2 separate regions of the Homo sapiens genome follow, and region 1 is linked to region 2. The links are chromatin loops, found by intact Hi-C in ENCODE. Cell type or tissue: CD4-positive, alpha-beta T cell. All regions are shown on one strand. Links, peaks and the distances in the headings refer to the core of each region. The heading gives the core; the rest is flanking DNA. Region 1 overlaps MPP7 (MAGUK p55 scaffold protein 7). Region 2 has its middle 31 kb from the start of MPP7-DT.

What was found. Hi-C counts contacts between places; a loop is a spot of excess contacts. Peaks named below come from ENCODE experiments on the same cell type or tissue, not always from the same donor. Only the 100,000 strongest peaks of a DNase experiment are listed, where the experiment ranks them.
Region 1: it touches region 2 in a loop (2.8-fold over the local background); 7 of 110 quality-filtered maps call a loop at or near these places.

The regions. Positions count from the first base shown.
Region 1 is chr10:28,249,267-28,252,188 of GRCh38, forward strand. All of the region lies in intron 1 of MPP7 (MAGUK p55 scaffold protein 7), which reads right to left. Among named protein-coding and RNA genes, the nearest start is that of MIR8086, 39 kb to the right of the region's middle. In CD4-positive, alpha-beta T cell, for the core only: a CTCF peak has its summit at 1,729; a DNase peak (open chromatin) is centred at 1,695.
Region 2 is chr10:28,332,714-28,335,635 of GRCh38, forward strand. It overlaps a transcript of MPP7 not described here. Among named protein-coding and RNA genes, the nearest start is that of MPP7-DT, 31 kb to the left of the region's middle. RefSeq lists a silencer at 1,632-1,681 and enhancers at 2,327-2,446, 2,717-2,766. In CD4-positive, alpha-beta T cell, for the core only: no CTCF peak of the experiment used is centred there; DNase peaks (open chromatin) are centred at 858, 1,758, 2,368, 2,638 and 1 weaker place; H3K4me3 peaks cover 2,500 bases; H3K27ac peaks cover 2,500 bases.

The sequences.
Region 1 (2,922 bases), core at 194-2,693, 83 kb before region 2:
GAAAACTGTCAACAAATTAGATATTAAAAGGTCACTATCTGGCCGGGCACAGTGGCTCATGCCTGTAATCCCAGCACTTTGGGAGGCCAAGGTGGGGGGATCACATGAGGTCAGGAGTTCAAGACCAGCCTGACCAACATGGCGAAACCCCATCTCTACTAAAAATACAAAAATTAGCCGGGCATGGTGGCACACGCTTGTAGTCCCAGCTATTCGAGAGGCTGAGGCAGGAGAATTGCTTGAACCTGGGAGGCAGAGGGTGTAGTGAGCTGAGATCCACTGCAATACAGCCTGGGCAACAGAGAGAGACTTTGTACACCGCCAAAAAAGGTCATATGTGCCCAGTCCCCTTGACATCTCGTGCTCCCTTTTCCCCGAGTAAGCAGACTCTGCTAGTGCCAGTCAGCTTGCCGGCTGCCCACTCTCACCATTTCACTGGGTTTGGGTCACACTTGTGCTGGCTGCGTGCCTTTCTCACACAAACTTCTGCTGACCTGGGCTTCTGATATGATAAGAGAGCCTGCACCTTCCCCTGGTGGGAGGAGCCTAGCCCACTCCTCTCTGGAATGGCTCCACTTCTCTTCTCGCATGGAGAAGTCTAGCATGGGCCATTGTTTTAGCCAAGAATGATGTCCTCTTCAACTTTTGTGCACATTTGAAATTTTTGTTGATGAAAAAAGTGTCCTTTTCAACATTTTGATTTAAAATGTAATAGCATTTACTATATATCCATCTCTTGAAAGTCTCAAAAAAAAAAAAAACTGTAGAAAGAAACTATTATATAACCACAAATTACTAACAGTAAAAGCAAGCCTTTGTGGTTCTCCTATTGGATGTAACAGAACCCATTATCTATACCACCAAATTCTAACTTTCCTGATTTTATTTCCCTAAACATCTCTCTCCTAACATCCTTTGTTTTGGAGAGATGCTCAATAGAGTATTTAGGGGTGTCAAGTAATGGTGTCTGTAATTTATGCAAAAATACTTCAGCAGAGAGGCGGAGGAGAGGGAGAGAGAACATATGGCCAAATGTCATCTGTTGCTGGATCTAAGATGGACATATGGGTATTCATTGTACTATTCTTTCTACTTTTCTATATATCTTGAAATTTTTATGCTAAAACTTTTTTAGGGGAAAAAAAGAACTTCCACATCTCCCAGCCTCTTATATCCCAGAATTATGTGCCTTCTGAGAACCCTAATAAGCCCATCGGCAAACACAGTAATCCTCAAATTGGTCTGTTCCCACCTCCAACCCATCCTACACAGGCTGCCAGCATCATCTTTCAAAGATCCTTACGTGATCACTTGACTACTCTAAATAAACGAGCTGATGATTCAACCGCACTTTCATGATAAAGTTTAAATTCCTTAAATTGAGACATGCTCTTGGTCCTTTCTTATTGCTTTCTTTGCAAAAATCACACCAACACCCTCTCTCAAGTTTTCTATAAAACTACAACCCTGAACACACTGTGTTATTTCATGCTTCTTTGAATTTGATCACTCTAGTTCCTCTGCCTGCTTCAAAATATAGGTTTAATTACATGTATGTTACCACACTGCCTAATGAGGAGCCTGTGAGCAAAAAGGATCATAATAGTAAGTATAGGTGTCAACAAAGTCTAATCTATAAAGTCATACAGTCTTTTTCAAACCTGCATATGACTATTCAGCAATTCCTTTCAAATTCAGTAGAGGGTGCCATGATTTAATTTTTAAAAGGAAAATGGAATTCATGTTAACAAAGGCAACTTTCACAAGCTTTAGCTGATGTGTTAAAGCTATAAAAAATATATTTCTAATAAGTAAGGAATGTGAAACTAAAAATAAACACCCAACATTGTCTTAATCTGAACAAATAACATATTTTTGATTTAAGAAAGAACCATATAAGAATACATCAAAATTCTGGTTGGGCACAGCGGCTCAAGCCTGTAACACCAGCACTTCGGGAGGCCGAGGTGGGCAGATCACTTGAGGTCAGGAGTTTGAGACCAGCCTGGCCAACATGGTGAAACCCCATCTCTACTAAAAATACAAAAATTAGCCAGGTGTGGTACATGCCTGTAGTCCCAGCTACTCGGGAGGCTGAGGCAGGATAATTGCTTGAACCCGGGAGGCGGAGGTTACAGTGAGCCGAGATCGCACCATTGCATTCCAGCCTAAGTGACAGAACAAGGCCCTGTCTCAAAAAAAAATTAAAAAAATAAAATAAAATAAAAATTCTAATTGTGATTATACCCTCTGAACCAACAATAGCTTGTAGGAATACACCCTAAGAAATAATCATACAAGTATGCAACAATGAGCCAATCAATCTACTGTAAAATATAACAGAAAAGTGTTCAAGTTTTTAAAGAAAGTATCTTCATTGCAGAGTTACTACTTCACTTCACTCACAATATCAACACAGAACTGATGCAGGCACAGGTATTCCGACTTCAATACACCAACACAGGAGGCCTCTATTCCCTGGCACCTCTTTATTCACTTTTGCCATTTAGCCAGGCAGGATAGCACACACCTGTAGTCCCAGATACTTGGGAGGCTGAGGTGGGAGGATTACTTGACCCCAGGAATTCAAGACCAGCCTGAGCAACACAGTAATGACCCCCATCTCTAATATATGTATACTTAACAACAACAAAAAAAAACTTTTTCCATTTGTTTCACTTTGGGTCTTCTAATCTATACTTTCCTACGCTAATTCCTGGTCCATTTTTAGTTTTTCTTTTGCAGTTTCAGAAAGGTGCTAACAATCAGCAGTGACTACACTTGAGACAAGACAACAGACCTCAAATTATCGGTTACTGCCAAAATCAATCTTTTCATTTTGTGACTTAGCTTATACATTGCTTAGTTATCAAATGCTTATCAAACTCCTGTGATTAGCAAAGTACTATGTCAGGGGTATAA
Region 2 (2,922 bases), core at 219-2,718:
TGCAGTGGCACAATCATAGTTCACTACAGCCTTGAATTCCTGGGCTCAAGCAATCCTCCCACCTCAGCCTTCTAAGTAGCTTGGACCACAGGCACGTGCCACCATGCCTGGCTAATTCTTTTATTTTTATATAGAGACAGAGTCTCACTATGTTGCCCAAGCTGGTCACAAACTCCCAACCTCAAGCAATCCTCCCACCCCAGCACCCCAAAGTGCTGGGATTACAGGCATGAGCCACCGTGCCTGGCCCTATTTGCTTTGTACAGAGGAAACCATGTCAAGTGTCCAACAGCTGATACACACATCTAAGATTTGAATCCATTCATGTCTGGGGACACAGGCTATGCTTATGGCATTGTGAGAATTCTACTTAACTTTAACCTAATGTGTTAAAATTTCAATATTCTGGAATACACTATTCTAATTCTTTTTATTTATTTATTTTTTAAGACAGAGAGTGTCACTCTGTTGCCCAGGCTGGAGTGCAATGGCACGATCTCAGCTCACTGCAACCTCCGCCTCCCTGGTTCAAGTGATTCTCCCTGCCTCAGCCTCTGGAGTAGCTGAGATTACAGGCACCCGCCACCACACCCAGCTAATTTTTGTATTTTTAGTAGAGACAGGGTTTTGCCATTTGGCCAGGCTGGTCTCGAACTCCTGACCTAAGGTGATCCACCCATCTCAGCCTCCCAAAGTGTTGGGATTACAGGCGTGAGCCACTGCGCCTGGCCGCTATTCTAATTCTTGAGTTCTGCAATTATACTATCCTGTTTAGCACACATCATAAATTTTCAGCTGAAGTAAATCACTCAGAAGTAACAGGAAAAGGTTACATGTAGGTCTCAGATGTTCCGTTATGCAACGTTGTACATTTGTGAAACTACAACAAGCAGGAAATACTGCAACTAAAGTCTAGTGCAAATTTGGCAGCACAGATAATTACAGTCTAATTTTCTACAATGTAACTTTTTCAAGTATTTTGCAGGAAACAGTTTCCATTTGAAAAGAGATACATGTAGCCACATTTCCCAGTGAGACACATGTAAAGTAGGTGGAATTAATTTTTTTAAGTCTATCTAGAAACAAAGGAAAAGCAGAGGTTTCCTCCCAAACATCCAAACCCAGATGTAGATGAAAAATTTGGGCCGAGAAATTTTTGTATGGGCTGCACAGTGGAGACATAATAGTAGCCAAGGGGGCCGGCTGCGGTGGCTCGTGCCTGTAATCCCAGCACTTTGGGAGGCCAAGGCGGGCGGATCACTTGAGGTCAGGAGTTCGAGATCAGCCTGGCCAACATAGTGAAACCTTGTCTCTAGTAAAACAAAAAATACGAAAAAATTAGCCAGGCATTGTGTCACACACCTGTAGTCCCAGCTACTCAGGAAGCTGAGGCAGGAGAATTGCTTGAACCCAGGAGGTGGAGGTTACAGTGAGCCAAGATCATGCCACTGCACTCCAGTCTGGGTGACAGAGTGAGACCTTGTCTAAAAAAAGAAAAAAAAAATAGTGGCTGAGTCATCAAGGAGGTGAGATGAAGGAGAAAATGAAAGATGAAAAATTCCTAAAACAAAGTTTTAGAACAACTAAAGGAGCAGAATAAAAGTAATCATTTTAATTCAAGATATTATACATAAGAATAACGTGATCTGGACAAAACAAGAGAGAACATGATAGTTGACTCCCCATCACCACTAAATACTCAACTGTTAACCACAGCAATTGCATCCAGGATGAGATGATGGTTACGGTGTCTGAGTGAAGCTACTGTTTTGCTTCTTTCTTTAGTTGCCAAGCAACCTGTTGACCTCAATGTTCTTGTGTTTATACTCAAGTCAATGTGCTTGACGTTTATTTGTTCTGATATAAATAATTGTGTGCCCTAGTAGAGATACAAATCTACAAGGGTTAAAATGCTGTGTGGAATTTAAATATTAACACTTTCCCTTTAGGAACATCTGTTTCTCCCAGTCTTTTTCTCTTTGTGAATATCAATGTTTTATTTACACAGTTAAGACCCTGGTGATGGGAAATATTTTAAGCTAAAGACAGAGTGGGATTCTGGTTTAGGAAGACAGACTCATCCCATACATTTTCTTTCTCACCCTTCCAAAATCCTATTGAAATGAGATAAAATATTTTAAAATTATATTACTTACCTATTGTTGTGTAACAAATTACCCCAGAACTTGAGGGCTTAACACAAGCAACACGTTTTTGAATCTCAGTTTGTGTGGGTCAGAAATGAGGAGGCAAATTAGCTGAAAGTTTCTGTTTTAGGATCACTCACGAGGCGGCAATCAAGATGCTGCTGGGGCTGCTGTCATCCGAAGATTTCACTGTGCTTGGGGATTCACCCTCAAGTTCCCGACACGGCTGCACGGCTGTGGGAGGAGATCTTAGTTCCTCATGGCACTGAACTCTCCACAGAGCTGTTTGGGTGTCCCCTTGACATGACACCTGCTTTCTCCCAGAGGGAGTAATCCCAGGGACAGAAGACAAGGCAGAAGCCACAGGTTTTTTGGGGTTTTTTTTGAGACGGAGTCTTGCTCTGTCACCCAGGCTGGAGTGCAGTGGCGCGATCTCGGCTCACTGCAAGCTCCGCCCCCCGGGTTCACGCGAAGCCACAGGTCTTTTATGAGGTAGCCTCAGAAGCCACATGTCATCATTTCTGCCATCTTGTATTAATCATGCAGACTAACTTGGATCCAGTGTGGGAGATGACTACCTAAGGGATGTGGGCTATCTTGAAGTCTGGCTACCAAAAAGCTAAATCCAAAACAGCATAGTAAAAGGGAAATGGTAGCCATCAGAAGATCTTTTGAATGATAGATATCAAGTGGAATTATAGGATATTAGAAATAAAAATTAGAGTCCTGGATCTAAAAACTTAAGGATGTAATCAAATTAATTCTCAGTGGAAAA